Regions from separate parts of the Homo sapiens genome. Here regions 1 and 2 are each linked to region 3. Evidence: chromatin loops called from intact Hi-C (ENCODE). Cell type or tissue: PC-9. All regions are shown on one strand. Region 1 has its middle 60 kb from the start of TFAP2C. Region 2 has its middle 22 kb from the start of TFAP2C. Region 3 holds the start of LOC124904971 (a long non-coding RNA gene).

What was found. Peaks named below come from ENCODE experiments on the same cell type or tissue, not always from the same donor. Only the 100,000 strongest peaks of a DNase experiment are listed, where the experiment ranks them.
Region 1: it touches region 3 in a loop (11-fold over the local background); 3 of 110 quality-filtered maps call a loop at or near these places.
Region 2: a loop joins it to region 3, with 4 times the contacts of the local background. A loop is called at or near these places in 2 of 110 quality-filtered maps.

Annotation. Positions count from the first base shown.
Region 1 is chr20:56,685,693-56,693,692 of GRCh38, reverse strand. It overlaps the pseudogene RN7SL170P. Among named protein-coding and RNA genes, the nearest start is that of TFAP2C, 60 kb to the right of the region's middle. RefSeq lists an enhancer at 2,807-3,402. In PC-9, no CTCF peak of the experiment used is centred here; DNase peaks (open chromatin) are centred at 3,032, 3,322, 4,162, 6,482 and 1 weaker place; H3K4me3 peaks cover 3,026 bases; H3K27ac peaks cover 4,755 bases.
Region 2 is chr20:56,603,557-56,611,556 of GRCh38, reverse strand. No RefSeq gene overlaps it. Among named protein-coding and RNA genes, the nearest start is that of TFAP2C, 22 kb to the left of the region's middle. RefSeq lists an enhancer at 4,083-5,282. In PC-9, no CTCF peak of the experiment used is centred here; DNase peaks (open chromatin) are centred at 4,296, 4,816 and 5,196; H3K4me3 peaks cover 1,345 bases; H3K27ac peaks cover 4,588 bases.
Region 3 is chr20:56,551,887-56,559,886 of GRCh38, reverse strand. It overlaps LOC124904971 (a long non-coding RNA gene), which reads right to left and starts at 5,969. Exons shown (of 2, transcript XR_007067758.1): 1 at 5,929-5,969; 2 at 4,276-5,199. RefSeq lists an enhancer at 5,002-5,051. In PC-9, a CTCF peak has its summit at 4,671; a DNase peak (open chromatin) is centred at 4,806; H3K4me3 peaks cover 782 bases; H3K27ac peaks cover 1,487 bases.

The DNA.
Region 1 (8,000 bases), 130 kb before region 3:
TACACCACTGCACTCCAGCCTGAGTGACAGAGTGAGACTCTGTCTCAAACAAACAAACAAACAAACAAGAAAGACAGAAAAAGAAAACCCTTTCTGTTACAATAAACAGGATCAGAGGCAGAAGAGGAATCAGCCCAGACTCCGGTTTGTGACAGAAATCTGATTCATATGTGCGTAAGAAAAAAATGGATCTTTATAGCCTCCTTTAACAACAAGGTCAGCTTCAGGAATGGCTGAATCCAGGTGCTCAAAGATGGCTTCAGGAATCTCCCTCCCTCCATCCCTTTCTGTCTCACACACACATTCTGTTGATCTCGCGTGTACTCTCACTGTCTTGGTCTTGCTCACACTCTCTTGCTGTACCTGTCTCTCTCTCCATCCATCCATCCACATACACATTTTGTGGATTCTTGGGTACACTCATGCACCACACAACACTGTTTCAGTCAACGACAAACCACATATACAATGGTGGTCCCATACGATTATAATGGAGCTGAAAAATTCCTATTGCCTAATGTCGTAGCTGCTGTAATGTCATAGTGCAATGCATTGCTCATGTGCTCATGCTGGGATAAAGAAACCTACTGCACGGCCAGTCTTTTGTTTGTTTGAGATGGAGTCTCACTCTGTCACCCAGGCTGGAGTGCAGTGGCATGATCTTGGCTCACTGCAACCTCCACCTTCCTGGTTCAAGTGATTCTCCTGCTTCAACCTCCTGAGTAGCTGAGATTACAGGCACGTGCCACCACGGCCAGCTAGTTTTTGTATTTTTAGTAGAGATAGGGTTTCACCATTTTGGCCAGGCTGGTCTTGAACTCCTGACCTCAGGTGATCTGCCCACCTCAGCCTCCCAAAGTGTTGGGATTACAGGCATAAGCCACTGCTTCCAGCCTGAGTTATGTTTAGATACATAAATACGTTATGTTAAAATTGCCTATAGTAACGTGCTATGCGGGTTTGTAGCCTAGGAGCCACAGGCTATACCATTACGCCTAGGTGTGTAGTAAGCTATACCATCTAGATTTGTGTAAGTACACTCTATGACATTCACACAAGAAAATCACTTAAAAGGCCAGGTGTGGTGGCTCATGCCTGTAATCCCAGCACTTTGAGGGGCTGAGGCGTGTGGATCACCTAAGGTCAGGAGTTCCAAACCAGCCTGGCTAACACAGCGAAACCCCGTCTCTACAAAAATACAAAAATTGGCCAGGCATGGTGACACACTCCTGTAGTCCCAGCTACTCGAAAGGCTGAGGTGGGAAAATCTCTTGAATCTGGGAGGCGGAGGTTGCGGTGAGCCAAGATCGCGCCGTTGAGATAAAGCGAGACTCTGTCTCAAAAAAAATCGCTTAATGATGCATTTCTCAGAATGTAACCCCATCGTTAAATGCATGTCTGTACATGTTTTTCACGTATTAATATCTCTGAAATTAGAATGTGATTTACAGCCAAAGACATGGTTTCACTCGTAGCCTTTTTTTCTTTCCTAATTGTACAAATCAGTGTCCTCCAGACAAACAGAGCCAATAGGATACATATAGACGTATAAGAGGAGATTGATTATAGGAATAGCTTTCAGGATTATGGAAGCCCAGAAGTCCCACAATCTGCCATCTGCCAGTGGGAGAGCCAGGAAAGCCGGTGGTGTCATTCAGTCCAAGTCCAAAACCCTGACAACCAGGAGTTCCGATGTCCAAGGGCAGGAGAAGATGAGCATCCCAGCTGCAGAAGACGGAACTAGTTCTCCCTCCACCATTCTGTTCTATTTGGGCCCGCAACTGATGGGAAGATGCCTGGCCACGTTGGTGAGGGCAGAGCTTCTTCACTCCGTCTGCTGACTCAAATGCTAAATTATTCTGGAAACACCCTCACAGACACTCCCAGAACTAATGTTCTACAGGCTATCTGGGCATCCCGTAGCCCAGTCAACACATGAAATTAACCATCACAGTTGTACATAAAATAATGAATCATATCTTACAATCATTCTTTCTCTCTCTCTCTCTCTCTCCCTCCCTCCCTCCTGCTTCTCTCGGTGGTGAAGGGAAAGGGAACATGGCCAGAAACAATGTTAATATTTCAGGGAGAGCTTATCTCCCCAGGGTCAGCCTATAACATGACAAGGCAGGATTCTGATTAGCCCAGCACAGGCCATGTGACAATTCCCATGGACTTGGGGACGAGGGCTGCAGATTACCAGGCCCAGCCCACACTCCCACCTCACAGCACCGGGTCCAAGCTTTCACAATTCACAGTCCTAGCAGAACCGCTCAGAGCACAGGAGGGCCACTGAGGCGCTGGGGGCAGGGAAAGGAGCTGGACAAACACCATCAACAAATATCTTCAGCCAACCCACACTGACGATCCTGATAATCATTCAATGCTAATGCATGTTGACATAGAAAAATGAGTGGAATCAAAGGGACGGAAATAGAAAGCACCCTCAATGCCACTGATCAGCGCCAAATACCATTAACTCTTTGGTGCATTTCCGAGTTTTCTGTGACGGTCCCTAAATGAAAAGCTAAGCTTGTTTTGCTTGCTTGCTCTCCAGATGAGCCCTACTTCCAAAGGGGCCCATTTACATTGGCTTGGGCTCTTCCACCGAGCACGTGGCCTTTGCCCAGCCTGGCAGCCTAAAACAAGAGGCAGGCAGACGGCTTTGCCAGCCTGACCCGCATGCACATGGCCCCCAGCCTGGGCTCCTTCTCAGCAACCCCATTCCTCAGCCCTCCACAGTGTAGTCATGGGCTGGGAGGGGAGCTGGGGCCCCAGGTGCACCACAGACAGCTCCACTCCTTGTCTTTGTTTTGCTCTGGTGGTTGTGAGTGGGTGCATTACTGGGGTACACATGATTGTGTGTACATGCATGCAGGGGCATGCATGTGCCAGGGAGCCTGTGCAAACGTGTGAGCTTATGTGGGTGCAGGGCTGCACTCACGCCTGACCAGGGTTCTGGCTCACCTAGGCCACTTCCTGCTCTGCCACCTGCTGCCACGCCCACCCCACCTGTAGAAACTGATGATATCTTTTCCCTTTCAAAGCTTTCACCTCCCATCGCACGATCTCCATTCAGTTTCCCAACACCGAGGAGGAGATAGCCTAGGAGAAGGTGGCACAGGTGTCATTATCCCTGTTTACAAGATAAAGAATTTAACGCCCAGAGAGCTAAATGTAAAGCCTACGGTCTTATCATACTTCTGTCACACAACCAGTTACTGCTGGAAGCGACCACTCTCTCCTGACTCCTGGGCCCGTGATCTTTTCACCAGAAAGGGGGTTCTCAGACTCATTCTCATTATGAAGCAACACATTCACTGATCCTTTCAACTAAACAAACACTTCCTGGGTGCTTCCTGGAGCTCAAGACTGGGGCCAGGTGCTTTATATGCAATATTCTGAATCCTTCCAACAGCCCAGTGACTGCATTTTGCATAAAGGAAGCTCAGAGAGGTTAGGCCATGTGCTCCAGGTCACACATCTGCTGTAGCGGATGCTGTGGTCCTAAAGGAAGCTCAGAGAGGTTAGGCTGTGTGCTCCAGGTCACACAGCTGCTGTAGTGGATGCTGTGGTTGCAGATCCACCCTTCCAGACCAGGACACTCCATTCCTGTGGCTGCTGGGAGCGGGAGCTGGCAGCTCACAGCCAAGCAACTCCCCAGGAATTGCCCTCAGCCTCAGAGTTGCCTCATCTGATCCCGTGGCCCCTTCCCTGAGGGACAGCTTGCGTCTGATGACTGGTAGATAAGTTTTGGCCTTGATTGATTGGGAACATCTCTTAAGCGCCCACCTGGCTCAGAGTTCCCATGAGGAAGAGCCGAGACCTCAGCACTGCAGCCCAGCTGCTTACCCTCCCTCACAGGTGCAGCTCTTGAGAAAACGCCCCACTAAACTGCCTGCACATAAATCTCTGATTCAAAGTTTGTTTCCCAAGGACGCAAATGCAGACAGGTAACAGGTGCAGGACTGGGAACCCTGAGCCTGGGCCTGAGGGTCTCCAGTGTCTTGGACTCCTCCACCCGACTCTGTCATCCGACCCAGATGCCAACCTGAGGCCTAACCTCTCACCTAGTGTCCCAGCTAGTGGCCGGCTCCTGCCTCCTCCACCAGGGCTGGGAACAGCGTGGCTGTTAGAGGAAGCTGTGGGCTGTCTTGGAATGTGGAGTTGCCTAAAATTCTGGCAGGAGAGCCATTCGTCTTCTTGGAATCTTGACTCACCAGTCTAATTTAACCCCCTGGGGGTGGTGCGGAACCTGCCTCCCTCCTCCCTCCCACTTCTGCCCTCTCCAGCTCCACCTAGAGCCCCTCCCAGAGCTCTCCAGGTGCCAGCCCTGGACTCCCCAGCTGGGTCCTCACACGTGCTATTCCCTCTGCCAGGAATTCTCTTCCATGCACTAAAGACAGGCAGCCACAGCCTCATCCTCCATGTTTCAGCTCAGATCTCCCTGCCTCTTCCCCAGGAAACTTTCCTGATCCTCCCAGACAAGGTCAGCAGCACCGGGGCCGCTGCTTGCCTGACATTCAACGACTTTTCACCCAAACTCCCCGCGGGGCCTGTCTGCCACGGTGGACGTCCAACTCCATAAGGCAGGGCCCTTTTCTGTTCACTGTGACAGTTTCATGCCTAGCTCTGCAGCTAGTAGGGGCTCAATAAACACTTCCTGCCTTCAGGAACACAGGACACCATCCTCTCTGGCCTTCTCTGATATTCAGGAGCTTGTCAAGGAAAGGAGGGTGTTGGGGAAAAAAATTAAAAACCCTCCCAAGAAGTCAAGCATTGCTTTGGAAAGAGTCAGCCTGAGGTTTTGTGCAGCCTGGAGCAAGTCCTTCAACCCCACAGGGGCTCCATTTCCTCACCTGTAAAAGGAAAAGTGGAATCCAGTCCCCAGAGGGCTATGCGGAGACTAAACCAGGTAAGTCCACCCCAAGTCTTCGATTCAAGTTCAATTTTTTGTCTGTTTGTCTGGTTGTTTTTTTTGGTTTTTTTTTTTTTTTTGAGATGGGGTCTGACTATGTTGCCCAGGCTGGAGTACAGTGACTATTCACAGGCGTCATCCCACCACTGATCAGCACAGGAGTTTTGAACTGCACCATTTCCAACTTGGGCGTGTTCACCCCTCCTTTTAGGCAACCTGCTCCTGGGAGGTCAACATATTTGATGCTGAACTTAGTGTGGACACCAGATCAGCATAGCTAACACACTTCAGCCCAGAACTCCTGACCTCAAATGATCCTCCTGCCTCAGCCTCCCAAGTAGCTGGGAATGCAGGCACCCATCACCACGCCCAGCTCAAGTTTTATTTTAAAGTAAATCTTATAACTATTTTCAAAATGTAACAAAAATTAAAACCCATGTGTCCCCTCTCCCAGATTTAAAACACTGAAGATCACCCACGTGTTACCTGACACGGAAAGAATGAATGGTATGGGGGCACATGTTGAGACACTACCTTTGGCCGAATTTGGCTTTAATATCCTGGTTCTCAGTGCTGACCACTGACTCCGTGGTGGAATCACCTAAGACACTCTTATTTTTTGAGACAGGGTCTCATTCTGTCGCCAGGTTGCTGTGATTATTCACAGGCACAATCACAGTGCACTGCAGCCTCAAACTCCTAGGCTTAAGCGATCCTCCTGCCTCAGCCTCCTAGTAGCTGGGGTTACAGGCATGCACCATTGTACCCAGCTGTCAGCCTAAGGCACTGTTAAAACTGCCAGTGTTGGCCGGGTGCAGTGGCTCACATCTGTAATCCCAGCACTTTGGGAGGCCGAGGCAGGCAGATCACTTGAGGTCAGGATTTTGAGACCAGCCTCGCCAACATGGTGAAACCCCGTCTCTACTAAAAATTCAAAAATTAGCCAGGCATGGTAGCCTGTAATCCCAGCTACCTGGGAGGCTGAGGTAGGAGAATTGCTCGAACCCGGGAGGCAGAGGTTGCAGTGAGCCGAGATCGCGCCACTGCACTACAGCCTGGATGTCACGGCAAGACTCAGTGCTGCTCAGGCTGTCCCACAGGGCAATTATATCAGAGTCTCTTGGGAGTAAGACACTGGAATTTCTTTACATTCCCAACGTTGGGGGACAGCAAACATTTAATCAATGTATCATCTATAATCTATCTATTGTATCTATTGAGGTGGGTGTCTTGCTACATTGCCCAGGCTGGTCTCAAACTCCTGGGCTCAAGTCACTCTTCCACCTCAGCCTCCCAAAGTGCTGGGATTACAGGCATGAGCCACTACGCTCAGAGAGAAAATGTTTTCTATAAAGGGCCAGATACTAAATATCCTAGAAGTGAACTGTCCTGTCTCCAGTGCAGCTCATCAGCTATCCCTGTGCTGCACGAAAGCAGCCATAGACAGAAGGTAAATGAGTGGCCACAGCTGTGTTCCAATAAAGCTTTATTTACAAAAACAGACTGCAGCTGGACCTTGTAGTTTGCCAGACCCGGCCCTGGGTGAGTTAAGATTGAGAACTACTATTATAAGGCAAGCATTAAAAAAAAAAAAAAAAAAAAAAAAAAAAAAAAAACCTGTTACCTGTGTGACTCAGATTCCCTCCCTTGTTTCCATCATTAAAACAAATTCGGGCCGGGCGCAGTGGCTCACGCCTGTAATCCCAGCACTTTGGGAGGCCGAAGCGGGCGGATCACGCGGTCAGGAGATCGAGACCATCCTGGCTAACACGGTGAAACCCCGTCTCTACTAAAAATACAAAAAATTGGCTGGGCGAGGTGGGGGGCGCCTGTAGTCCCAGCTACTTGGGAGGCTGAGGCAGGAGAATGGCGTGAACCTCGGGGGGCGGAGCCTGCAGTGAGCTGAGATAACGCCACTGCACTGCAGCCTGGGCGACAGAGCAAGACTCCATCTCAAAACAAAAAATAAAAAAGGCAAGCATAAAAAAAAAAAACCTGTTACCATTTGCAGCTACTCCCTGTGTGACTCAGATTCCCTCCCTTGTTTCCATCATTAAAACAAATTCGGAAATAAATGGGATGTTAAGGTTTGAGCAAGTCATCTCTCAATAGTGATGATATATTTCAGTTTGCATGGGACAGTCTCCGTTTATACCTGTTTTCCCCACATAATTAGTAAAAGAGCCCAGTTTCACTATCAAAAAGTCCTGGTGACGACGATAAATTAGTTGATCATACTATTTCAAAACTCTATTTCAATATTTGTGCTACCAAAATGACCTCATCTTAATTTTCTATTAATTAATGAAATTATCAATAGAAGCAATAGAACTTATAAAATAAATCAATATGAATTACTAAAAAAAATCAGAGAAGACCTCAGTCGTGCAGGCAGAGAGGAAATGCTCGATGAAAAGTGGGGCAATTGAGTTGAACGGCTGTTCACACCGGCTCTTCAGATATCTGAAGACGATTATACTCAAGACCGCTGACCTTCGGGGATTTCTGTTCATGGAGGAGAGAAGACGCAGCACTGAAGCCAGAACCCCGCCTGGCTCAGCAAGGCCGAGCAGAGAGAGCATCGGTGAGGAGCACGAGCCAAGCGTGAGCTCGTGGCGCCCACTTCAGAAGCGGAGCCAAATGGCTCCATCCTCTGCCAGCTGAGAGGGCAGTCGGGACCCGGGCCAGCTTTTGGTTGGAGCCTCCAGACAGGACCCTGACTCCTGGGGCACGAGGGGGCCGCAGCTGCCAGGGTCATTTGGCAGAGACCCTGGGTCGACTGCTGCCCCAGGGGAGGCCTCTTCCTCCAAGCTGCTCAGGATGAGCACGATGGGGGTCCAGGCAGGCACATCCTGGTTGGGAGTTATTGAGTGATGGTACAGAAGAACCCTTTGGTCAGAAGAGAAGGAAACACATTTGCAGCGCTTAAACCCCCAGGGGGTTCTCTGAGCAGAGAGGACTCTATCCCAGAAGCCAGAGACAGGAAGGAGAGGGACTCCACCAGTGGAGAACTGAGGAGCAAGCAGGAGGCTGGTGGTCAGCCTCTGAGGCTGGTCTCTTGTCTCTGTGTCTCTGGAGCTCT
Region 2 (8,000 bases), 52 kb before region 3:
GCCTGGGCACCGACTCTGTGCCAGGCACAGTGCATTATGATTTCTGGGCATTGATCTAGATAAGATCCTCCTCACATCCCTGAGATGGAAACATGGGTTTTGACTATTTCACCCACAGGGAAGTTGGAAGACTGTCCAAGGCCCCAGAGCCAAACCTCAAACCTTGGGTCCAGAGCTTGGTGCTAATCAGGATGCCCTCCTGCCTCCCACAGGAAAGGGAAGGCCTCTTGCATGTGAAAGGTGGGGTTCAGCTTAACCCGTAATGAGCATTAGTGAAAGATTTGTTCCTCTGGGGCTCGCTGGGCATGGAACAGGCACCGCCAGGAGGTCAGGGATGCGAATGGCCAGCCCCGCACAGCAGGAACCCCACCTGACCTGGGCCCTGTGCACGAGGTCATCTGAGCTTCACGATGCCCTGTGAAATGGGTCCTTTGCATATTTCTATTTACAGACGAAGAAACTGAGGCTCAGGGAGGTTAGGAGGGAACTTTCAAACTTTGTCAGTGTCAGAGCCAGCAAGGCCTCAAGTGCAACCAGGACCGAGGCAGCTGGCTCCATGTGAGGCTGCACTGACCTGGGGTCCCAGGGCTCCAGGTTCAACCCACCTTCATCCCTCACTGGAAGCGACCTAACCTCTCCGTGCCTCAGTTTCCACACTTTTAAAATAAAAATGATAGCCGGGCGTGGTGGCTCATACCTGTAATCCCAGCACTTTGGGAGGCTGAGGTGGGTGGATCACTTGAGGCCAAGAGTTCAAGACCAGCCTGGCCAACATGGTGAAACCCCATCTCTACTAAAAAAAAAATAACAAAAATTAGCGGGACAGGGTGACACCCGCCTGCAATTCCAACTACTTGGGAGGCTGAGGCAGGAGAATCGCTTGAACCCAAGAGGCGGAGGTTGCAGTGAGCCGAAATCGAGCCACTGCACTTCAGCCTGGGTGACAGAGCAAGACTCTGTCTCAAAAAAAAAAAAAAAAAAAAAATGAAAATGATAGTCTCAACCTCTTGGGATATGGGGGAGAGATAAGTGAAAAGTAATGTCTGCAGAGCGCTTGGGGGGCTTGGAAAGCCAAACCCTTCATCCTAACAAAGGCCTCATTCAGGCTGTGCCCAGGGTCTGCATGTGTCTGTGGCATGAGCACCCGGGAAGGCCTAAGTGGTCCCCTCTCGGGCCAGGTGTTGAATCACATGCATCACCTTTCAGACTGGCCACCCAGGTCTGCCCAGGTCCCTCCATGCTGGGATTCCCCACCTCTGCCCCAGTTGTCAGTCTGGTACTACTCGTGCATTCATTCCACAGATTCCCAGGCCCTGTGCTGGGGAGCTGACACTCAACCAAAGAGGCCAAAATCTGGCTAGCGTGATGGCTCACGCCTGTAATCCCAACAATTTGGGAGGCTGAGGAGGGAGGATCGCTTGAGCCCAGGAGTTCCAGAGCAGCCTGGGCAACATAAGAAGACTCAGTCTTTACAAATAATAGAAACATTAGCTAGGCATGGTGGCACGCGCCTGTGCTCCCAGCTACCCAGGAGGCCGAGGTGGGAGAATTACTTGAGCCTGAGAGGTCAAGGCTGTGGTGAGCCATGATTGTGCAGCTGCACCCCAGCCTGGGCGACAGCGAGACCCTGTCTCAAAGAAAAAAAAAAAAAAGAGGCCAAAAATCCCCATCTTCAGGGGGCTTCCCATCAGCAGTGGGAGATAAACCTTCGCACTTGGTGGACAGTTCCATAACCAGCCCAGCATTTACAGAGGTGATACAGGAGGGTGCTATGGGAGGCTACGGGTGGTCTGGTCCAGTCCAGGGGTGAGAGAGCTTCGCAGCAATCCTGAGGGTCTTGAAGGATGGAGAAGATTCTTAGAGGAAGCAGGGGGAGGGGAAGGGATAGCAAGGCCCTGGGGCACCCAGAGCTCAGCCAGAATTGGAGCACTAAGGGTGGGGTCAGGAGCTGGTTCTTTCAGTCCACAAACATCCATCCTCTTATCTACCTTGCTCAACAAAGCATTTGGACCACAGCGAGTGTTTAGTAAATACAATGCTTTACTTAAGCTGCATGGGCGGTGGATAAGACTTTCTTGTTCCTGTAACAGATACACTCTGAGCACCTCCCAGATGCCAGGCCTGGCTTGGGGACCCCGGGGAACAAAAGCAACAAAGCCCCTGATCTCACAAAGCTTACCATGATTGGGGAGGATAAACCACCACAAACAAATACTTAGGACACTGTCAGGCAGCACTCGGAAGGAAAGAGAAGAGGCATGGTGTCTTACAGGTCACAGCAAGTCCTCTCTGTGAAGGTGACTCCCCACTGCACACTTCAGAACCCCAGAGGCAGATGTTTAGAGATGTCCCCTTTAGGGCCAGGCAGGCGGCTCAAGCGAGATTCTCACACCAGGTGCTAAACCACTTGCTTTAAGATTAAACTATTCCCCTGCTTGATTGCAATATATTTTAATATAGCCTGTGGCCCAAGCAAAAGCCACCCCACAGGCTGTTTAGGACCTAAGGGCTGTGAGCATTTGGGAAGTTCAATGCTACAGAATGTAATGGATCCATCCCCCATAGTATCTATAGGACTTACAGAATCATACAGGTACATGCTATAGGGTAAATGCAAGAAGGGAGGGTGTAGTGTCCAAGAGTTTTTAGCTAATGCTACATTTAGGTTCTCAAATGCTCCCATCAATTGAATTAGACCCCTGCCGACAGCGAAGAAGAGAGCCTGTGTCCTGGTAAGTTCACCTGCAATGGATGTTCCACTTGGTACACTATAACAAGTAGGAACTCCCTAGCTTCTCCACAGAAATAACCAGGATTAAGAAGTCTGTAGCCATTGAGTCCTTTTTCTATATACTGTATTTAAGTACATATTTCTGCACACAGCTTTTTTAAAGAAGATCTTACTGCTCTTTTACATGAATTTGCCAAGCAACATTCTTGGCCCTTCTTCGACGGTATCTCCAGCTATGTCTCATTTTCTGTTTGTTTGTCATTTTAGTATCTGTGCGCCCTGATGGTAGAAATGGTATGGTGATGACAACTCTTCTGGTATTTACTGTATTTACTTGTATTCCTTCTTCAGTGAACTACCTGTTTAAGCTCTTTGCTCATGTTACCATTGCACTATCTTTTTAGTGTTCTTTCTCTTTTTCTTCTTCTTCTTCTTCTTATTATTTTAAAATGGAGTCTCACTCTGTTGCCCAGGCTAGAGTGCAGTGATGCAATCTCTGCTCGCTGCAACCTCTGTCTCCAGGGTCTGGTCCAAGTGATTCTCCCGCTTCAGCCTCCGAGCAGCTGAGATTACAGGTGTGGACCACCAAGTCCGGCTAATTTTTGTATTTTTCTTTCTCTTTTTTTTTTTTTTTTTTTTTGAGACAGAGTCTTGCTCTGTCACCCAGGCTGGAGTGCAGTGGCACAATCTCAGCTCACTGCAACCTCCGCGTCCCAGGTTCAAGCAATTCTCCTGCCTCAGCCTCCTGAGTAGCTGTGATTACAGACATGCACCACCACACCTGGCTAATTTTTGTATTTTTAGTAGAGACGAGGTTTCACCATTTTGGCCAGGCTGGTCTTGAACTCCCAACCTCAGGTGATCTGTCTGCCTTGGCCTCCCAAAGTGCTGAGATTACAGGCATGAGCTACCACACCCGGCTTAATTTTTGGATTTTTCATAGAGATGGGGTTTTGCCATGTTGGCCAGGCTGGTCTCGAACTCCTGGCCTCAAGCGATTTGCCCACCTCGGCCTCCCAAAGTGCTGGGATTACAGGCATGAGCCACTGCTCACAGCCTTTTTATTATTCTGTTTAAATGGTGCTCTACATATTTAAAGAAACTTCTCTAGTAACCAACTATAGAAATTATCCCTGAAAGTGTAGTTTCTTTTTTTTTTTCTTTTTTGAGACGGGGTCATGCTCTGTCACCCAGGTTCAATCACTCAATCGGGGCTCACTGCAGCCTCCATTTCCTGGGCTCAAGCGATCCTCCCACCTCAGCCCGGTGAGTAGCTGGGACCACAGGAGCATGCGAGCACACCCAGCTAATTTTTGTATTTTTTGTAGTGACGGGGGTCTCACCGTGCTGCCCAGGCTGGTCTCAAACTCCTGGCCTTAAGTGATCCTCCTGCCTAGGCCTCCCAAGGTGTTGGTATTATGGGCATGAGCCACCACCGCACCTGGCCCAGTCTTCTTTTTATTAGTCTTGTATCAAGCATTCTCATAGAATTTGTTTTTTTGGTTTGGGTCTTGAGCCCGTGTGGAACTGTGGAATGTGCGTGTATATGTGTTTGGGGTTTGAGGAGGAAGCCTCATGTTACTGTTTGCAAATGAATAGACTTCCAGTTGATTGGCCTAATAGCATTTACTTAAAAATCCCTCCCATTTAAAGTGCTGTCTTCATCATTTCCCTGATTCCTGCATATTCTTGGATCCTTGCTGGACTCTGCCATGCTGTGGGTGAAACCATCTATTGGACACAGATACCAGATGGAGCGCAAAGGCCTTCGCCTTGTTTCTCTGCCTCCTCTCACTGACTCCACCCTCCACAAGAACTTTACAATCTCTTGGATTTCTTCAACTCTACACAATTCCCTCCTCCGCCAAAAAAATGTTTTTCCTTTAATTTTGAGCAGAATTACTCTTAATTTGTAGATGCCTTTTGAGAGATCTGAGATCTTTATATGAATGAGGCTGGTCCCTTTTAGGTATAGCTGGAACAACAACAAAAAAAGCCAGCTCTTTGGTGCAGAGCCCGGGGGCTAAAAAAAATAAAATTCCAGACAGGTGACCGAAGGATGGCCACAAGGGCATAGAGTCCTCAAATGACTCACCTGCGGCTCTGGCCAAAGGCTTCTTCCGGATTCTTCTGCTCAGGGCAAGGGTGTGGCAGCACCAGGCTCCCAGCCCTGAGGTGAGGTTGGAGCAGCACCCAGGATAGGGTGCAATTTATTTTCAGTGAAAGAATTGTAGCCTCATTCCACATAGGAACTCTTCCCATGGGTAGGAATCAGATGTATTAAAAAACAATCGCTAATCAGGTATTGATCACTTTTAGGCACTCTCATTGTTTGAAAAGTCATAGTAGCTTTCATTCAACAAGTATTTCTCCTACTCCTTCTGTGTCCTAAGGGTGGGTATATGGCAGTCTGTGTGTGATGATTACTTCCTGGCCTGGGAGAAAAGCAATGAGCAAATAAGTAGTAAGATGCATGGCCCAGCATCTGGAAACAGGGCCACAGGGCAAAGTAAAGCCAGAGGGGGAGGACACCTTAGGCGCTGGAACCATTTCTTTTTCTTTTCTTTTCTTTTTTTTTTTGAGACTGAGTCTTGCTTGCTCTGTCAACCAGGCTAGAGTGCAGTGGTGCGATCTCGGCTCACTGCAACCTCCACCTCCCAGGTTCAAAAGATTCTCATGCCTCAGTCTCCCTAGTAGCTGAGATTACAGGCAGGTGCTACTATTCCCAGCTAATATTTGTACTTTTAGTAGAGACGGAGTTTCACCATGTTGGCCAGCTGTTCTCCAACTCCTGACCTTAGGTGATCCGCCCACCTCAGCCTCCTGAAGTGCAGGGATTACGGGTGTGAGCCACCGCACCTGGCTCTGCTGGTGCAATTTCAATAGGCTTGTTGGGGAGGCCTCGCACAACTCATATGTTAATAATCACAACCTGGGATTACTCTATTTCTTTATCATTTATTAGCTTCTTGTCTGTATCTTGCACTAGAATAGGAGCCTGTCAACGGCAGTGACCTCAACTGTCCCCATAGGCCTGGTTGATGTTTAACACATGGCAGGCTCTCACTGCTGGTGGGAAGACTCAGTGAAGCTGCTATCAACCAGCAAGATCCAGGCCTCAAGAAAAAGTAGATTAATTCAGAGAGGACCAGCCACTGCCTTCCACACAGTGGAGATAGCCAACCTTAAACTTTAATGATCCATTGGTTTTGGTCCAGCGGTAGTTCAGTTCCACTGGATCTGGGGCCCTGGGCCTGGGATTTTGCATTTCTAGCAAGCTCCAGGGTGGTTTGGTGGCCCTGCCTGGGGATCACACTTTGAGCACAGCCCTTGAAGACATTCATTTAAGTGCTTTACAATGTTTGGCAAGTTTCCAAAGCTTTCCAGCTCTTCCTCTGGTCTCATTTAAAAGCACAGAATTGAAAAGGGGACCTGTTGTTAGATGGTAAGAAATTATTATTCATTTATTATTATTATTTTTTGAGATGAAGTCTCACTCACTCTGTTGCCCGGGCTGGAGTGCAGTGGCATGATCTCTGCTCACTGCAACCTCCCCCTCTCAGGTTTGAGCAATTTTCCTGTCTCAGCCTCCCCAAGTGCTATGATTACAGATGGGAGTCACAGAATTAATAAGTGCCTGGCTTATTTATTTATTTTGAGATAGGGTCTCACTCTGTCACTCAGGCTGGAGTGCAGTGGCACAATCATGGCTCACTGCAGCCTCAACCTCCTGGGCTCAAGCAATCCTCCCACCTCAGCCTCCCAAGTAACTGAGACCACAGCCTTCCACCACCACGCCGCGCTAATTTGTGTGTGTGTGTGTGTGTGTGTGTGTGTGTGTGGAGATGGGGGTCTCACTCTGTTGTCCAGGCTGGTCTCAAATTCCTTGCCTCAAGCCATTCCCCTGTCTTGGCCTCCCAAAGTGCTAAGATTACAGGCACAAGCCACTGCACCCAGCCCAGAAATTTTTATTAACGTGTACTGGGAGTGACGATCACACTGGGCGTTAGAAAAACAAACAAGCAAGAACGCCTTTATCTGCTTAGATGGACACTGATATATTTCTGGGTAAAATGATATGAGGTCGGGGTGTGTTTTACAATACTGAGAAAGGAGGGACGGGTGGAGGAGAGGGATGGGTGAACCCAAGCGGCAGAAAATGTGGCAGTTGGGACCCCCATGGGTAGGCCAGGCACAGTGGCTTACGTCTGTAATCCAAGCGCTTTGAGAGGCTGAGGCAGGAGGATTGATTGAGCCCAAGAGTTCCAGACCAGCCTAGGCTGTTCTCTACAAGACCCCGTCTTTACAGGAAATTTAAAAATTAACCAGCCATGGTGGCATGTGCCTGTGGTCCCAGCTACACGAGAGGCTGAGGCAGGAGGATTGCTCAAACCCAGGAGGTTGAGGCTGTAGCAAGCAGAGTTTGTGCCACTGCACTCCAGCCTGGGTGACAAAGCGAGACCCTGTCTCAATTTATAAAAAAGAAAAAGGGCCAGGCATGGTGGCTTACACCTGTAATCTCAGCACTTTGGGAGGCCCAGGCAGGTGGATCACTTGAGGTCAGGGGTTCAACACCAGCCTGGCAAACATGGTGAAACCCCGTCTCCACTAAAAATACAAAAATTAGCCGGGCATGAGGCACGTCTGTAATCCCAGCTAATCCAGAGGTTGAGGCAGGAGAATAACTTGAACCCAGGAGGCGGAGGTTGCAGTGAGCAGAGATCGTGCCACTGCACTCCAACCTGGACAATAGAGGGAGACTCTGTCTCAAAAAAAAAAAAAAAAAAAGAAGAAGAAGAAAAAGAAAGAAAAAGAAACAGGATCAAGCACAATAGCTGCTGCTCTTATTCTAATTAACATCAATATTATTTAAAGGGCAGGGTTGGGTGCAGTAGCTCCCACTTGTAATCCCAGCACTTGGGAGGCCTAGGCAGGCAGGAAGAATGCTTGAACCCAGGAGTTCAACCTGGGCAACATAGTGAGTCTCCATCTTTACATACAATTTTAAAATAATAAAAATTGGCCGGGTGCAGTGGCTCATTCCTGTAATCCCAGCACTTTGGGAGGCCGAGGCGGGCAGATCACTTGAGGTCGGGAGTTCGAGACCAGCCTGGCCTACATGGAGAAACCATGTCTCTACTAGAAATACAAAATTAGCCGGGCGTGGTGGCACATGCTTGTAATCCCAGCTACTCGGGAGGCTGAGGCAGGAGAATCGCTTGAATCTGGGAGGCAGAGGTTGCGGTGAGCCGCTATTGTGCCATTGTAC
Region 3 (8,000 bases):
TTTTGAGATAGAGTCTCGCTCTCACTGCAACCTCCGCCTCACAGGTTCAAGCGGTTCTCCTGCCTCAGCATTCCGAGTAGCTGGAATGGCAGCCGTGCGCCACCACCATGCCCGGCTAATTTTTTTTGTATTTTTAGCAGAGACAGGGTTTCACCGTTTTGGCCAGGCTGGTCTTGAACTCCTGACCTCAGATGATCTGCCCACCTCAGCCTCCCAAAGTGCTGGGATTACAGGCGTGAGCCACTGCGCCTGGCTACGTGTCTGTTGTTTCAAGCCACCCAGTTTGTGGTACTTTAGGGTTACAGCAGCTGTAGGAATCTAGTAGAGGATAGAATTAAATAACTGTTGAATGAATGAAGTTAAATTCCTGATTTCATTGGGCAGATATAAATTTTCCTTGCCAGAAAAGAGGATACAGTTGGCAAATCTTCCCCAAACCACAAAAAATAAAAATAAAATTAAAAAAACCTGATCAGAGGGGATTATCAGCATTCTGACCTGGGCTTGGAGTGGGATCCTCACTTCTTCCACAGGATAACTGTAAAAACTGCCGCAAGATTTGCATCTTGGTGGGACCAGCAAGTTTCAGGAATTCATTCCCAGAAACAGTGGCTCCTCCTGCCCCGACTTCCTCAGCCACCGCCAACACACCCATTTCCACCTTGTGTTCCAACACCTCCCTTTTATGTGAACGATTCAGAGAAAGATAAAGTTGATTATGTGATTCTCAAAGCAGAGGGAGCTGTGGCCAAGAAGAATGCAGTGTCTCACGGCCACACCAAAGGATTTTTCCTACCTGGAAATTACGAGGTCTTTCTTCTTCCTGAACTTACCTTGCCCTTGTTTCCCAGAGGCCTAAATCAAGGGAGCAGGTGTGTTTCCAATCACTCATTCACCAGCTGTGAGCAGGGCATACAACCAGTGGTAAGTCAGACAAAACTTAGTGCCTGCATTGAGCATCCAGTGCACCGAAGAGTCCAGTGCACTGAAGAGGGACACAGATTTTCTGTAAATAAACAAGATAATATCCTAATGTGATCAATGTGGAGAAAGTCAGGTGGTGTGATTAAGAATGAGTAGGGGCGGCTGGGCGCGGTGGCTCATGCCTGTAATCCCAGCACTTTGGGAGGCCAAGGTGGGTGGATCACCTGAGGTCAGGATTTCGAGACCAACCTGGCCAACATGGTGAAACGCCATCTCTACTAAAAATACAAAAATTAGCTGGGCGTGGTGGCAGGCGCCTGTAATCCCAGGTACTCGGGAGGCTGAGGCAGGGAGAATTGCTTGAACTCAGGAGGTGGAGGTTGCAGTGAGCCAAGATTGTGCCACTGCACTCCAGCCTGGGTGACACAGCAAGACTCCATCTTAAAAAAAAAAAAGAATGAGTAGGGGCCAGGCATGGTGGCTCACGCCTGTAATCCCAGCATGTTGGGATTTTGTGAGACCTTGCCTTTACAAAAAACAGAAAAAATTAGCTGGGGGTGATGGTTCAGCCCTGTGGTCCAAGCTGCTCGGGAGGCTGAGATGGCAGGAGCACTTGAGCCTAGGAGGTTGAGGCTGCAGTGAGCTGTGAACACACCACTGCACTCCAGCCTGGGCAACACAACGAGACTCTGTCTCCAAATAAACATGCTCATCACCTTAAAAAGAACCTCAAGGCCATTAGCCCTTCCTCTCCTAAGCTCTTGGTAATCACCATTCTACTTGTCAGCTCTATGGATTTGCCTCTTCTGGACATTTCACACACAGGGAATCATATAATATGTGGCTTTTGTGTCTGTTGCAGGTACCAGTACTTCATTTTTTTTTTGAGACGGAGTCTCACTGTCGCCCAGGTTGGAGTGCAGTGGCACAATCCCGGCTCACTGCAACCTCCGCCTCCTGGGTTCAAGCGATTCTCCTGCCTCAGCCTCCGGAGTAGCTGGGATTACAGGCGTGTGCCACCACGCCCAGCTAATTTTGTGTATTTAGTAGAGACGGGGTTTCACCATGTTAGCCAGGCTGAGCTCGAACTCCCGACCTCAGGTAATCCACCCACCTCCCACTCCCAAAGTGCTGGGATTACAGGCGTGAGCCACCGCGCCTCGCCCTCCCACTCATTCTTTTCTTTTCTTTTTTTTCTTTTTTTTTTTTTTAGACAGGGTCTTGCTCTGTCACCCAGGCTGGAATGCAGTGGTAGATCACAGCTCACTGCAGCCTCCATCTCCTGGGCTTAAATGATCTTCCCGCCTTAGCCTCCTGAGTAGCTGGGACTCCAAGAGGGCACCATCACACTCGGCTAATTTTTTTTTTAAATAGAGACAGGCTTTCACCATGTTGCCAGGCTGGTCTCGAGCTCCTGAGCTCAAGCAATCGTCTTGCCTCGGCTTCTCAAAGTGCTGGGATTACAGGCGTAAGCCACCGCACCTGGCCCACACAGTGCTTGAATAATTATTCTGGCAGTGTCTCACACGTCCAAAGAAGTATGGAGTTCTAGGGAAAGTTCATGTTTGGCAAATGAATGACTGGTTGCTGAATGAAGACTAATGTTGGATTTCTAAATACTGGCAAGCTTTGCACTCTGAGGGAATTTTTGCCTTTCTTTTTTTGAGATGGAGTCTTGCTCTGTCACCAGGCTGGAGTGCAGTGGCAAAATCTTGGCTCACTGCAACCTCTGCCTCCCGAGCTCAAACCATCTTTCCACATCAGCCTCTTGAGTAGCTGGGACCACAGGTGCACACCAAAACATCTGGCTAAGTTTTGTATTTTTTGTAGAGACAGGGTCTCACTTATGTTGCCCAGGCTAGTCTCGAACTCCTGGACTGAAGCCATCCACCCACCTCAGCCTCCCAAAGTGCTGGGATTACAGGCATGAGCCACCATGCCTGGCCTGAATTTTTGTCTTATAAGAGATGATCTTGCACCATCAAAAAAGGTTAAAGGATGTTCAGTCTATTCTGTCAAAAAGGCAGGAGAATACATAGCACGGTTCATAAGACTAAAATTTTAAAATTCTTTATCGAAGGGATTTTGTTTCCTTGGGTGTCCACAGCACCTTTTTTGGTGTGATAATGAAGGATTGTTCCTAAGCACCTGGTACTTGCCAGGCTCCATGCTAAGGGTTTCAAGAGTAAATACTTCACTGAATCCTCTCAATGATCCTGCTCTATTCGAAAAGCACTTTGCGATGAGATTCAGAGAGGTTAAGGGACCTACTTAAGGTAACACAGCTGGTAAGAAGCAGCTGTGGTTTAGGAAGGCAGGACTTCCAGCTTCCAGCTTCTATGCCTTCTCCACTGCCTCACACTGTCACACTCAATGGCTGACTCCTCATCTATGCGTTGACAAAGCCCTGGTGCCTCCAGAAAGCTGGCCTGGAGTGGAGAGTTAAGTGTCTGGGAGCCTTCCCTCCTGAATGCGACATTTCTCTCCACGTTGCATGGAATGGCACCAAAACTTTTTTTTCTTTAAGACGGAGTCTACTCTGTCTGACACAGTGGTTCACGCCTGTAATCCCAGCACTTTGGGAGGCCAAGACAGGCGAATCACGTTAGGCCAGGAGTTCAAGACCAGCTTGGCCAACATGGTGAAACCGCTTCTCTACTAAAACTACAAAAATTAGCCAGGCATGGTGGCGCATGCCTGTAGTTCCAGCTACTCGGGAGGCTGAGGCAGGAGGATTGCTTGAGCCCAGGAGGTGGAGGTTGCAGTAAACTGAGATCATGCCACTGCACTCCAGCCTGGGTGACAGAGCAAGACTCAGTCTCAAAAAACAAAAAACAAAACAAAAAAAACAAAGATGATCAGGTCCCTGATATAAAATTGTGTAGTATTTGCGCATAACTTACACATATCCTCCTGTGTACTTTAAATGATCTCTAGATTACTTATAAATGTAAATGCTATGTAAGTAATTGTAGTTTAAATAGTTTAAAACAATATGCTACATTGTTTTAAGATTTTTATTATTTTTTATTGCTGTACTGGCTTTTTCTTTCTTTTTTTTTTTTTAGAGACAGAAGGCTCTGTCTCCTAGGCTGGAGTGCAATGGTGCGATCTCGGCTCACTGCAACCTCTGCCTCCGGGGTTCCAGCGATTCTCCTGCCTCAGCCTCCCAAGTAGCTGGGATTACAGGCACCCGCCACCATGCCCAGCTAATTTTTGTATTTTTAGGAGAGACAGGGTTTCACTATGTATTGGCCAGGATGGTCTTGAACTCCTGACCTCAAGTGATCCCCCCGCCTCGGCCTCCCAAAGTGCTATGATTACAGGCATGAGGCACCGCACTCGGCCGTATTGGGTTTTAAAAATATTTTTTATTTGAGGTTGGTTGAAGTCGAAGGCCTGAAACCCATGGATACGGAGGGCCAACTGAATCTGTTGTTTAAGCCACCTGGTGACCTGAAATGATATTTTGTTACAGCAACCTGAACAGACTAACACAACCTTTGTTAGATGATGATTTGAGAATATTTTCTTCCATTCCCTCAGTTGTTTTTTCACTTTCTTTCCATTTCCTTTGAAGCACAAAAGTTTTTCATTTTGATGAAGTCCAATATCTATTTTTTCCTTTTTGATTTCTTGTGCTTTTTGTTGCATTGCTTTGGAATAAGAAAAAAACAGGGGGGGAACATTTTATGAAAAAAAAACAGGCCCAGACATACTGCAGCCTATTCATGCAGTGACATTCCTGTCCACGGGGAGCTAACACTCAGTCAGCATTCCCATGGGGTTGACTCCTCCATTCGTCTTCCTCTCTGGCCTTTTTCCAGGTTGCAGGAGAAGTCTTTCATGTTCTGATGAGCCAGATGGCACAACAAACAGCTTTGAATTTAAGTGGGATGAGTCATCACTTAAATGTACTTAGAAATTCTAAAATTAGTCCAGTGTAAGCCATTTCTGCTTTCTGTTTTCAGTTTCTCTGACTGGATGTGCCAACAGTGTTTGCTGACTGTAGAGTAAACCCCAACACTGGCAGATGGTGGTTGTGCTGCTTGAAGTGGAGATGGGCAAACCCTGCCCGATCTAGAAAAACGTGTACCATGTGTGTTTTTAATAGCAAAACATCGGGGAAACCTAGACATCCACCAGTAGGGAACTGGTTAAATTATGATACATGTAAACCAGAATAATAACAGCCAAATATATTGAGGGTAGAGAGTTGAATATGTTAAGCAGGAAAAACTTTTCCTCTACCATCTTCAGTTCGGTACCTGGGATCTGCAAATTAAAGTAACAAAAGACAGATTAACAGGAGAAAAAGCATATAATTTTTGTTAATATTTACATGCATGAGAATTTATAGAAAAGAAGTAAAACTCAAAGAAATGGTTAGATTCAGGCTTATATAACTTTTATTTTTGACACAGAGTCTTGCTCTGTTGCCCAGGCTACAGTGCAGTGGTGTGATCTCAGCTCACTGCAACCTCTGCCTCCCATGCTCAAGCCATTCTCCTGCCTCAGCCTCCGGAGTAGCTGGGACTACAGGCACCGCCAACACGCCCGGCTAATTTTTGTATTTTTAGTAGAGATAGGGTTTCACCATGTTGGCCAGGCTGGTCTCAAACTCCTGACCTCAGATGATCCCCCTTGGGCTCCCAAAGTGCTGGGATTACAGGCGTGAACCACTGTGCCTGACCTTATATAGCATTTTAACAAAGGAAATAAGGTTTGGGTTTCAAGCAATGATAAACTGTAGGAAAGTGACCAGGAAATGGGAGAACTAATGGAAGATAAGGGCTAATATAGTAAGGTTGGCTTATGCAAATTAATATCTTAGTTTATGTATTGAGTGGCCAGGTGCAGTGGCTTATGCCTGTAATCCTAGCAGTTTGGGAGGCCAAGGCAGGAGGATTGCTTGAGTTCAGGAGTTTGAGACCAGCCTATGCAACAAAGTGAGACCCGTCTCTACAAAAAATTTAAAAATTAGCCCAGCGTGGTGGTATGCACCTGTAGTCCCAGCTACTCAGGGGGCTGAAGTTGGAGGATCGCTTGAGCCCAGGAGATCAAGGCTGCAGTGAGCCAAGACCACATCATTGTACCCCAGCCTGGGTGAGAGATCGAGACCCTGTCTCAAAAACAAAAACAAAAAAATTTGGTTAATGTTTCAAGGTCACATTGTGAAATTATTAGTTATATTTGTTGTATTAGTTATGTAATATATAAAACTAATATATAATATTATATAATAAATGAGTTATGATAATAACTCATGTTTATATTTTTGTATTATTATAATAACTCATTTGTTAAGCATTTACTGTGAGCCAGGCATTGCCTAGGCTTGGCAGTGGAGACCCGATGGTGGTGGGTTGTGCCCTCCCGAAGCTTCTCCTTTAATGCTGTGAGTCAGAAACCCAGTCGCAATGGTAATGAATGTGTAATTAAGGGCAGCGTGTACCCTTGGTAGGCAGGAGCGGGGCTCAGGACCTTTGTACTTTCTGTGCATGCTCTGTTCCAAAGTGTCCTCTTAAAGGTCTTCCCTGACCATGAAGCCCAGGAGCCCCTCCTCCTGGTGCATCCTTCTTTCTAGGCTGATCTTCTCCTGACATGCTATTGTATATTCCCGTGTCATTGCTGTTGTCTGCTCCCCGTTGTCTAACAGCCTCTAAGAGGCTGACAACTCATAGGATTCTATTACCTCTGCATGCTCAGTGCTGAGAGCCTGCTTGGCTCATGGGAGTCAGTTAATATTTAGAGAACAAATGGATGTCTGGCAAGGTAGGTGGGCTGAGACCAGGCTGAATGGGCAGGGTGGGGAACCCAAAGTTGTGCCCACTGTCCAAGTCACACAGTTTCTGTTCCCTTTTTTTCTTTTCTTTTTTATTTTTGAGATAAAGTCTCACTCTGTCACCCAGGCCAGAGGGCAGTGGCGTGATCTAAGTTCACTGCAACCTCCACCTCCCTGATTCAAGTGATTCTCCTGCCTCAGCCTCCTGAGTGGTTAGGATTGCAGGTGCCTGCCACCACACCTGGCTAGTTTTTGTATTTTTAGTAGAGATGGGGTTTCACCATGTTGGCCAGGCTGGTCTTAAACTTCTGACCTCAGGTTATCTGCCCACCTCCGCCTCCCAAAGTGCTGGGATTACAGACATGAGCCACTGCGCCCAGCCTACAGAACTGTTAAGTAGCTCAAACATGATCAGAGCCTGAGGACCCCCTGAAGGGCACCCTGCACAGGCTAGTTTTCTGCCAATGGCCTCCACAGACCTTCTGGTCCATTTCAGAGTGGTACACAGCCCTACCTGACTGCACGTGTGCCCTTTCTGGGAAGGAAGGCTTGTTGCCCGCCACTCCCAGATTGTCAGAGCCCGCTGGGTCCAGAGTCCAAGTGTTACAGGAAAGGGGTCCTGATCCAGACCCCCAGAGAGGGTTCTTGGATCTCGTGCAAGAAAGAATTCAGGGTGAGTCCATAGAGTAAAGTGAAAGCAAATTTATTAGGAAAGTAAAGGAATAAAGAATGGCTACTCCATAGACAGAGCAGGCCCGAGGGCTGCTGGTTGTGCATTTTCATGGTTATTTCTTGATGATATGCTAAACAAGGGGTGGATTATTCATGCCTCCCCCTTTTAGACCCTATAGGGTAACTTCCTGACGTTGCCATGGCATTTGTAAACTGTCATGGTGCTGGTGGGAGTGTAGCAGTGAGGATGACCAGAGGTCACTCTTTTTGCTATTTTGGTTTTGGTGGGTTTTGGCTGGCTCCTTTACTGCAACCTGTTTTATCAGCAAGGTCTTTATGACCTGTATTTTGTGCTGACCTCCTATCTCATCCTGTGACTTAGAATGCCTTCACCATCTGGGAATGCAGCCCAGTAGGTTTCAGCCTCATTTTACCCAGCTCCTGTTTAAGATGGAGTTGCTCTGGTTCACACACTCTGACACAAGCTCCTCTCACGATCAAATCCTGGGATCACATCTGGCCCATGGTAGCCATCAGTAAGTACCTGGTGAATGGGTGATCTGCGGTGAGAGGAGTGAGCTGAGGACAGCTGCTTTCTGGGCTTCTGAGGGATTTGATT